Regions from separate parts of the Homo sapiens genome. Here region 1 is linked to region 2. A link is a contact called in ENCODE Hi-C or POLR2A ChIA-PET data. All regions are on one chromosome and are shown on one strand. Each heading gives the region's core, a stretch centred on a gene start or an enhancer-like site at or near the end of the contact. The rest is flanking DNA. Distances are from core to core; before and after follow the strand shown. Region 1 has its middle 82 kb from the start of LINC00676. Region 2 has its middle 16 kb from the start of LINC00676.

The links. A loop is a pair of places that touch in the nucleus more often than their neighbours do. ChIA-PET counts read pairs that join two places held with the same protein, here RNA polymerase II (POLR2A). Pooled maps may share reads with other maps.
Region 1: a pooled map shows a loop between it and region 2 (2.0-fold over the local background). The contact joins two enhancer-like sites. A Hi-C loop is called at or near these places in 1 of 50 pooled maps. POLR2A ChIA-PET finds 5 or more read pairs at or near these places in 2 of 52 experiments (PC-3 and activated naive CD4-positive, alpha-beta T cell).

The regions. Positions count from the first base shown.
Region 1 is chr13:109,644,110-109,648,703 of GRCh38, reverse strand. No RefSeq gene overlaps it. Among named protein-coding and RNA genes, the nearest start is that of LINC00676, 82 kb to the left of the region's middle. Within about 2 kb of position 1,468, at least 2 of the 41 ENCODE cell types and tissues checked have a DNase peak (open chromatin) inside an H3K27ac peak, as active enhancers do.
Region 2 is chr13:109,741,490-109,746,356 of GRCh38, reverse strand. No RefSeq gene overlaps it. Among named protein-coding and RNA genes, the nearest start is that of LINC00676, 16 kb to the right of the region's middle. Within about 2 kb of position 1,741, at least 4 of the 41 ENCODE cell types and tissues checked have a DNase peak (open chromatin) inside an H3K27ac peak, as active enhancers do.

The sequences.
Region 1 (4,594 bases), core at 219-2,718, 97 kb after region 2:
TGGGGGTGGGAGGAGGGAGAGGATCAGGAAGAATAGCTAACGAATGCTGGGCTTAATTCCCAGGTGATGGGATAATCTGTGCAGCCGACCAGCATGGCACACATTTACCTATGTAACAAACCTGTATATCTTGCACATGTACCCTTGAACTTAAAATAATTTGGAAATAAAGTCACAAAAATAAAAACATAAAAATTGGGCTGTTCATTTTCTTATTGTTGAGTTTTAAGAGTTCTTTATATATTTTGGATAACACTCCTTTATCACTTACGTTATTTGCAAATATTTTTTCCATGTCTGTGGCTTACCTTTTCTCATTGTCTTGGCAGTGTCTGACCACAGACTGAAGTTTTTAATTTTAATGAAGTCCAGCTTATTTCTTTCATGGATTGTATCTTTGGTGTTGTATCTAAAAATAATTGCCAAACCTAAGGCCGTTTGGATTTTCTCTGATGTTTATCTTCAAGGAGTCTTATAGTTTTGCATTTTACATTTAGGTCTATGATCCATTATGAGTTAATTTTTGTAAAACTTGTATGTGTTAAGATTCTTTCTTTTTTCCCTTTCTCTCCTTCCTTCCTTTCTTTCTTTTTCTTTCTTTCTTTTCTATCCTTCCTTCCTTCCTTCCCTCCCTCCCTCCCTCCCTCCTTCCTTCCTTCTTTCTGTTTTTTTCTCTCTTTTTTGGTCATTTCTCTTTCCTTTTTTTTTTTTTTTTGGCATGTGGATGTCCAGTTGTTTCAACACCCTTTGTTGGAAAGTCTGTCTTCACTCCAATATATTACCTTTGTCCCATTGTCAAAGATCAGTTGACTGTGTTTACGTGGGTCTGTTTCAGGGCTATCTGTTCTGCTTTATTCTGATCTATTTTTCTATTACTTTGCCAGTGCCACAACATCTTGATCATAGTAGCTTTACAGGAACTCATGAGGTTTGGGTATTTTTAGTTCTGCAATTTTGTTCTTCAATATTATGCTATTTGGAGTTTATTGATCGTTTTAAAAATTTTATAACATTTGGAGATATGGCTTTTCCACTCTATCTCTTTTTATGTGACAAATTGTGATATTATATATACAAATTTCTTGAAAATCTTTGCATGTAAGTCTTCTCTGAATCTCTTTAACTCCGGTCTCATTGACTTAAAATCTCTTGATTTTGCTTTATTTTTCCTACTGGGGTGACTATGTGCACAATGCTGTTTTTAAACAAATTTTTATAAGTTTTTAATGCCACATTTAGATCACCTGTAAGAGCCACAGTTTTTGGTTTAAAGACTTCTTTATATAGTGGGGGAAGATGAATTTCCCAGAGTTACGAGGTGTGGTTTTTGGCATGTTGAGTGAAAAACAAAACAACAGTAAAAAGGAATTTCTAAGAACATTCTCCTACCTATGAGTAATCCAATTTTATTTCCTGCTTGGCCTGTCTAAAGGGAATTGATCCTCCTGGGAATACCCCCGAGTTTCGCTACACCCTAAGGGGATTGCGCAGTTTGTGAGAAGGAGGAGCTGAAAGGAGGAGACGAGCTTGGGTGTTATGGAAGAACTCAATGGGTTTGTGACAGAGGCTCACTTTCCCCTTTTCCTGCCTTCCCTGTGAAGCTTAGGGGGCCCAGGAATGTGACTGGGCAAATCAGCTAGGCTAGAAAATATCATTACTAGCGGTTAAACACATGCTTTTCTAGATTAGAGTTTTTTAGAGTACTGCAACTATTGTTATAAGAAAGAAAATGTTACATTGTCCATTTTGATATTGATATTTACTTTTAAAGCAGTGTTTCTAATCTTTTTTTTTTAACCCTTTGGGAACCTCCTGGCTATTATGATTGAGTCCCTAGAAAAATACAGTTACACACAGTTTTGCTTACAATTTTGAGGGATTCAGGCAATCTCTGTACCTCCAAATGAGAACCCATGCTTCAAAATCCTACTCGATAACTTACATTTTGAAAGGCATGTCTTATATACTGTATAATTGCTGCTAAGTCTTGTTTCACAGATGTGTACTCTGTTAACCATGACAGTTTGGTTTCAATGCTATATAAATCCAGAGTCAGCAAACTATGGCCTAGGGCCTAATGCGACGCACCACGGGAGACTGCGTAGCCTGCAAAACTGAAACTGAAAACATTTACTTTTTGGATGTTTTTAGAAAAAGCTGACTGACCCCAGCTATAAAAATGAAATCTGAGAAAATGGATGTTGTGGCTTTATATTTTATGCATTCCAATAATGAGCTATATTTGAGAGATTCTCCAAATCACATGACCTTGACATTTCTGCAGGAGGATGCTCAATGCTGCTTTTCCTGTTTTTTTTTTTTCTGAATTTGAAGTCTCCAACTGAAGATAATGAGTGCTCCCTCCCCATATTATGCAGAGAAATACAAAACTCAGGCATGCAGCACTTGCAAAAAGATAAGTAAATTGTTGTTATGGTCCCCACCTCAAAGAGCTTGTCTAAGAAAACACTCAACATGTATTTTGTGGGATAGAAACTTATTTATGTGATTTTGTAAAGTGAAACTCGCTGGGCACTTCTCTGCTCCCACGTGTGAGTGAGATCTTAGGCCTGTGAGAATCCCAGGGAGAGATCTGGGGGTTTGTGAGAAGCGCAGCATCACTGTGGTTGCTGGCCAGTCGCTTGCTGAGCTCAGTGGACTGCAGGCCTGCTCAGTGCTTGTGAGAAGCGCAGCATCACTGTGGTTGCTGGCCAGTCGCTTGCTGAACTCAGTGGACTGCAGGCCTGCTCAGTGCTCCTGCTGAACTGAGGCCTGAGACTGGTCTCAGCAGATGTGGAACTGTGTCCTCTAGTGCAGTGGTCCTAGGGACCAGTGCCTGTGCCTGTCCCTGTCCTGAAGGTAGAAGGATACCTGTAGCATGGAGAAGAGGCAGAGGTCAACAGGTGGCCAAGCTGTTTGAAAGGACCATGAGTTTAGAAAGGACCATGGACCATGAGTTTTTCTGTGGGTAGTGAAGGCCAGGGAAGAGAGTAGAGCCCATCCATCTCAGAAAGACCTGAGTCAGGAGGGAGGGTTTCTGGAGCAAAAGGACTGCAGCAAAAAGGACCTGCAGGGAGACCACAGGGCAGGAGCTGAGGGCTGGGAAAGGCAAGAGAGCTGGAAGTGCCTTGACCCTGCCAGCGGATTGTGGAGACGGGGAGCTCCCGGGTGAGGAGTCAGAAGGACCCTCAACTGCACGCAATGTAGAAGCCAGCCTTGAATGGCTGCCATGACTCGGGGCCTTGGCCAATGAGAGAGGGAGGCCCAGCATCAGCTAAGTGGAAATATGTTTTCAGGTTCCCTTTCATTCCTTTTCACACGGCCTCCCTCACCTCAGCCTCCAGGGGAAGCTCTGGGGTATGAAGAGTAGGAAGCCTCACAGGGGTTTAGGGAGGTTGAACTGCAGCACGAAGGACCTTTCCCTCTTCTCCCCTTGAGGTCAAGCCAGAGTGAATGGAGGGAAAATGCACTGAGACAGATACAAAACCTAAGACACTTGGGTTGAACTTTCTAATCCTGGAAAGTGAGTGGGAAGCTAAAAGACCCAGCCGGGGAAGGGCCCCTGGTTGGATCAAGTGCATGTGAAGATGGGGGTGGGGTGGAAGCGGAGCTGTTCCTGAAGGTGTCCTTCCAGTCAGCGGATTCCATCAGCAGAATCTCCCCCTAATTTTTTCTTTCCTCCAAGATCTACATTCAATAACTTAACAAGAATTGTCTATGCCACCCCTTTCATCCCTTCCCCCCTTTTCCTTAATTATATTATCATTATTATTATTTTTTCTGTCGCTCAGGCTGGAGTGCAGTGACACCACCACAGCTCACTGCAGCCTCAACTTCCCAGGCTCAGATGATCCTCCTGCCTCAGCCTCTCTGAGTGCTGGGACTACAGGTGCATGCTACCATGTCCAGCGAACTTTTTGTATTTTTAGTAGAGATGGGGCCTTGCCATGTTGCCAAGTCTGGTCTCAAACTCCTGGGATCAAACAATCCTCCAACCTCAGCCTCCCAGAGTTGGGATTACAGGCATGAGACACTGCGCTTGGCCTCCTTACTATTTTGCAAAGATTTCTTGTAAGGATTGCTGAATATCCTATTACAGATTCTTTCCACTAGACATTTGCTTACAATTATCCAATACTCCTGCACTTTTGTCCTTGCCTCTGGCCTCAGAATGTTCCCAGTCTCAGTACATTCTCCCCAGTGATGCTGGAGTGACATTCTGAACTGCAAATATGACTACTTTATGCCTTTTCCTCCTGTTTAATTAGTAGGGAGCCCACTCTTCTAACTGTGGAAAACAAGGCCCTCTCAGGCCTCCACATACTTGCCAGCCTCCTTTCTGTGGCACTGTGGACCTGGACCTGGTGACTCAAATGAGAACAAGTATCTTGCCTGTCTGGTTTCTCTCTATATATTCCTTGCTCTTTAAGCACAGCTTGACACATGATGTTTAACAAATAGTTGCTGAGTAAACAAATGGGTAAAATACGACAAGTCACCATCATCTCATATTACTGGGGTGTAACGTATGCCCGGCTTCCTCTCATAACTGCTCTGAGAATCCAGTGGGAGTATATGTCTTAGACCCTAGCCA
Region 2 (4,867 bases), core at 492-2,991:
CCTATTATAGAAACAGTCTATCAAAGTCTTGCCATTTAAGGGTGATCATTAAGAGCTTTGCTTTACTTCTTCACACAGAGAAGGGGTGGGAGAGGAGGAAGGACAGTGTGAAGCAGACAGACAGAAACTCCCCTTTGGCTTTGAAGGTGTATTCTTTGGGGGTGCCGACATATTCCACAAGACAAGGCAGGGCACAGGGAGGCTGGGCGTTCACGTAGACAGTGTGTCTTCCAGCAGAAGGTGTGCGTGACGCCCGCCTGCACAGGAACGGGTGCAAGCACTCAATACCTGGTTTCTATCGGGGCACTGCCTGGGCTCTGCTGTTTCAACAATGCACTTGGCTTCTTCCATGACCCAGAGTTGCTGCAGAAACCACTGCTGAGAGTACGATTGATTCTCTGTATGCCGACGTGTCCAAGGACAGTTAGTAGGAGCGGAGGTTTCAGGGCATCAAGGAGTACTGTCCTTGCACACGGGCAAGGTACTGATAAGCTGTTGTCTGAAGCCCGAGAGCCGGTGCACCCTGCCGTGACCAGGCGCAGCTCTGTGCTGCAGGATAACGCGAGCTATCTCATCACTGTCTCATCACTCAAAAGGCTTCTGATGAAGGCCGTGGCTGAATGGGTTCGGTCTCATGCTAACAAAATCTTGATGCGGATGCACCCTCCATCCCATGTTTAAGATCTTTAATTTTATGGGTACGAGTAATAAAAAATAATCAGGCTGTGTATTTTCTGTATCCACTGATATAAATGTTGGCATCAGCATTATTATAATCTTAATTACCATCATTGGTTACACGTGCTAAAAATGTTCACGCCGTCTAAAAGAAAATAAAAACAAGCGGCGGCAGGACCCCTGCTCTCACACAGTAAAGGGCAATAAACATTTATCGACATGCTGAGGAGAGGAGATTGTCATATCCTATTAAAATAACCAAAGATAAGGTTTTAAAGAATTCAACCTGTCGGGCTGTCTTTTCATACGAAGGCCAGAGACTTCCCGGAAACCGCGATGTCCGCAGTGGCGTGGTAGGATCTGGTTGGTAACTGTGCACCGCGGGGTATGTGAGCGCAGGCGCTCCCGGAGCAGCGACACAGACCTGTTCATTTGAAAGGCATTAGAGGAGAAACTCCTGCGGTCAGCCTTGCCAACCTCCTTTGTCCCCGTGGATGTGTCTGGACACCCTTCATCACCCTCCCTCGGGGGACGGGAAGCCTCAGTTAAGAGCGAGGCCCAGTGCCCTCCCTCCAGGAAACCCCATAACCTTCACTTCCAGGGTAAGGGGCTTCGTCTACACAAGCTCCACCCGTCAGCCCCAGCAGCCTTTGAGCTAGAGCTGGCGGAGGGCACCGCCTGGCTCTGCTTCTCCTCCACCGCCCTGCCCTTCAGAGAGCCAGGCCAGGGAGTGGAGGCATGAGGGGCGAACCCTAGGGGCGTTTGCCTGGGATTCTGCTGTTGGCCTCCCTGCTGGGTGTGGCTGAGGCCCGATGCCCACTGCTGCATGGCGCCACGGCAGCCCTTGCCCCGCCACCCCATCCACAGCCCTAAGGAGGCTTCCTCAGCCGCTCTGTGGAGCTTTCGAGGATCCGCTTGAAGATGTCAGCACACTCCTCCCTGGCCGGCAGCCAATAGTTTGTTTATTGCTCTCAAAGCACACTCACACTCTTTCCTCCCGTCCAGTCCATTTTCTGAAAACACTGAGCTCTTGGCTCACGGTCAATGCCTTCTGCTTTTATCTGCTCGGCCTGAAACAGTGACGTCCAGCCAAGAGGCCAGAGCTAGGGCTCCTCCGATGCTCCTCCGATGCTCCAACGGTGGTGGCCCTGCTCCTCGATGAGGCCGGTTCCCGCAAGGCCGATGCTTAGGCATTTCAGAGAGATGCACTCTCCCTCTTCTTATCGCTTTCCCCTTCTGCTTTATTAAAATTAGGTGACTTTTCAAGACTCCATGCAAAAGGTGGCATGCATAGCTCTGGCCATGCAATAGAAACTAAAGTAAGGTTCCCGTGTATAATCCAATCACACAGCTGCCCCGCCTTGGTCTCACACCAGGTCTGCAAGATGGCAGCCCCTTTGGTTTGCCCTCCAGCCTTCTCTTAAGTCCTGGAGCCGCTCTGGTAATTGAGCCTTCCTTCTGGCATCCTCTGGAAGGCTAATTGAATACAGCAGGAGGCAGTCACAGAGCTTTTTAGCATTTCTACTTCCTTTCATTTGCACACTTTTCCAATAGGAAGCAAAGCTACTCAATTCAGGAGAGAACTCCCCTCTCTTCCTACTTAACCTTTCTCCTGCATACACAATCGGGCTACTCAAAGGTATGCTGTTTCCTTTCCGCTAAAAGTTTCCTCCTAATTACCTCGAGGCATCCAGGTGTGGCTGAAAATATGCTCAACCCCGGGTGTAAATATCTGCACCTAAGGGCAGTGAGTAGCAGAGCAAAACAGCTTGTGCAGGGCGCAGTGTGCTTAAAACAACCTGCAGCTATTTATCGGGTGACTCAGACAGGATGCAGGGGCCAGATGGTTAGCATCTTGCAAAGGCTGACGGGCACTTTCATTTGATTGTTTAAGAATAAGTTCACACCGGAAAGGGGATTTCACACGTCCTCTTCCATTCTGGATTTTCAGTGTTTCATTAAGCTACTTTATAAACTATTATCTTGGAGAAGAAACAAAAAAACTTTTAATTATGTTTCCTTTGCATTGGCGGTCAGGCAGACAGATGAAATTTTTAATTATTGAACTGCTCCAAGGTGTGCCTGTAAGTATATCTAAAATATGTCTTGAAATAGTTATTGTACCTTTTTCTAGAAAATGATAACTTCTATGTTTTCTTTGTAAAATAAAAACCCACTTGTGACTGGTATACAAGGAAGAAGCTGACCTGAAGCTGTCTAAATAATAAAGGCAAAACTAGTAGACCCCCAAAAACGATAGAGCTCACTCTTCTCTGTCTCTGGCACGTGGAGAAGGCATGAAACTATCAAAGGCCCCAGGAATTGAACTTGGGAAAACTTGGTTCAAGTCGGGTGGGGCAGTGGGCAAAGGGTTGATGTTGTTGAATGTCATGGACTTCATAATCAGTAGGCATAAGGATATGATCGCTTAGATGTTTAGCGTGGCAGTGAAATAGTAAAAGTGCATAAAGGTAGTCTTTAAAGAGTGAGCGAAGCACCATGCCGGGTAGGTATTGAAGCCATGTCAGTTACTAAGCTGAACATCAACAATTTGCTTTGGTGCTTTGGCACATACCTAAAATTGTCAAGTGAGTCCTTTATTGAAAGGTAAGGATGCTTGTTGTCTAGTTTCTTTGGATGTTTTTATTTGGAAAACCTTGGGTGAAGTGTCATTAAATAATATATGATACTGCTTTTCCTTCTTTCCTTCCTCTTCCCCTTCTCCTTCCTCTCTCTCTTCCTTTCCTCTTTCTTTCTTGACAGGGTCTCACTCTTTCACTCAGGCTGGCATGCATTAGGTGCTATCAGAGCTCACCACAGTTTCGAAATGCCAGACTCAAGGGATTCTCTCACCTCAGCCTCCTGAGTTGCTGGGACTACAGGCATGCACCGCACCTGGCTAATGTTTAAAAATGTTTTGGCCGGGCGTGGTGGCTCATGCCTGTAATCCCAGCACTTTGGGAGGCCGAGGCGGGTGGATCATGAAGTCAGGAGTTTGAGACCAGACTGGCCAACATGGTGAAACCCCGTCTCTACTAAAAATACAAAAATTAGCTGGGCGTGGTGTCACACGCTTATAATCCCAGCTACTTGGGAAGCTGAGGCAGAAGAATCGCTTGAACCTGAGAGATGGAGGTTGCAGTGAGCTGAGATCATGCCACTGCATTCCAGCCTGGGCAACAGAGTGAGACTCCATCTCAAAAAAAAAAATATTTTGTAGAGATGGGGTTTCTTTTGTTGCCCAGGCTGGTCTTGAACTCCTGGCCTCAAGCGATCCTGCCCACCATGGCCTCTTAAAGTGCTCGGATTACAGACGTGAGCCACTGTGCCTAATAATGCTTTTCAAATGTCAACATGCACACAAATCTCTCTGGCGATCTCGTTAAAATGCAGAGTCTGATTCAGGAGGTTGGGTGGAGATTGAGAGCCTCATTTCTAACCAGCTCCTGGGTGATGCTGATGTTGGGCTGGGGCACGCATTTCGGACAGTGAGGGGTGGGTGATGTGAAGCAGACAGTAGACAGGAAATGCATGTTGAGAAGAGGAGCTAAATCCTGAAAGTCAGTGGCCCTCACCTTATTCGTTCTTCCTCAAACTCTGCCTTACCCAGGGGGCACAGTAATACGCCTTACAAGTCCTGAGGTGGAACAGGAGGATGGACTCACAGACATGGCAGGAAGGGAGCTGGGAACCAGAACTGTCTGGGCTCTGAGGCTGGAGTGCTGAGGGCCTCCGCCCTGACTAGGGGTGTCTGGTGGAGGATCCAGCACAGACCCACTGGCTGGAAGGATCCCTGTAAAATCCCTGAAAGAGAGGAGGAGCCTCACCCCAAATGAATGCCTCTTCTCTAGGCCTCTCTGCAGCCACCCATGCATGCCAGAGGTCCATGCAAGATTTGCCTTCTGGAGCTTGGGGAGAAGTAACCAGAAGTCATGTAAACATCATGGTCTTGATTCTTTCCCTTCCTGCTGATCCTGTCTCACTCCAGTGTGGCCCTCAATGACTTTCCTTCTCCTTTTCTGCAAATGTACCTGACGGCTTGCCAGACAGAATTTCCATGCTTGGTTAGAAAGGACGATGCAGCTGAGATGTGAGATATTTATTGCCTCTCGACTGGAGTTTGTGTGACACCGCACCTTTCATCCGCACGTTTGTCTCCCATCTCATAAAGGTCAGAGTTCTCATCTGT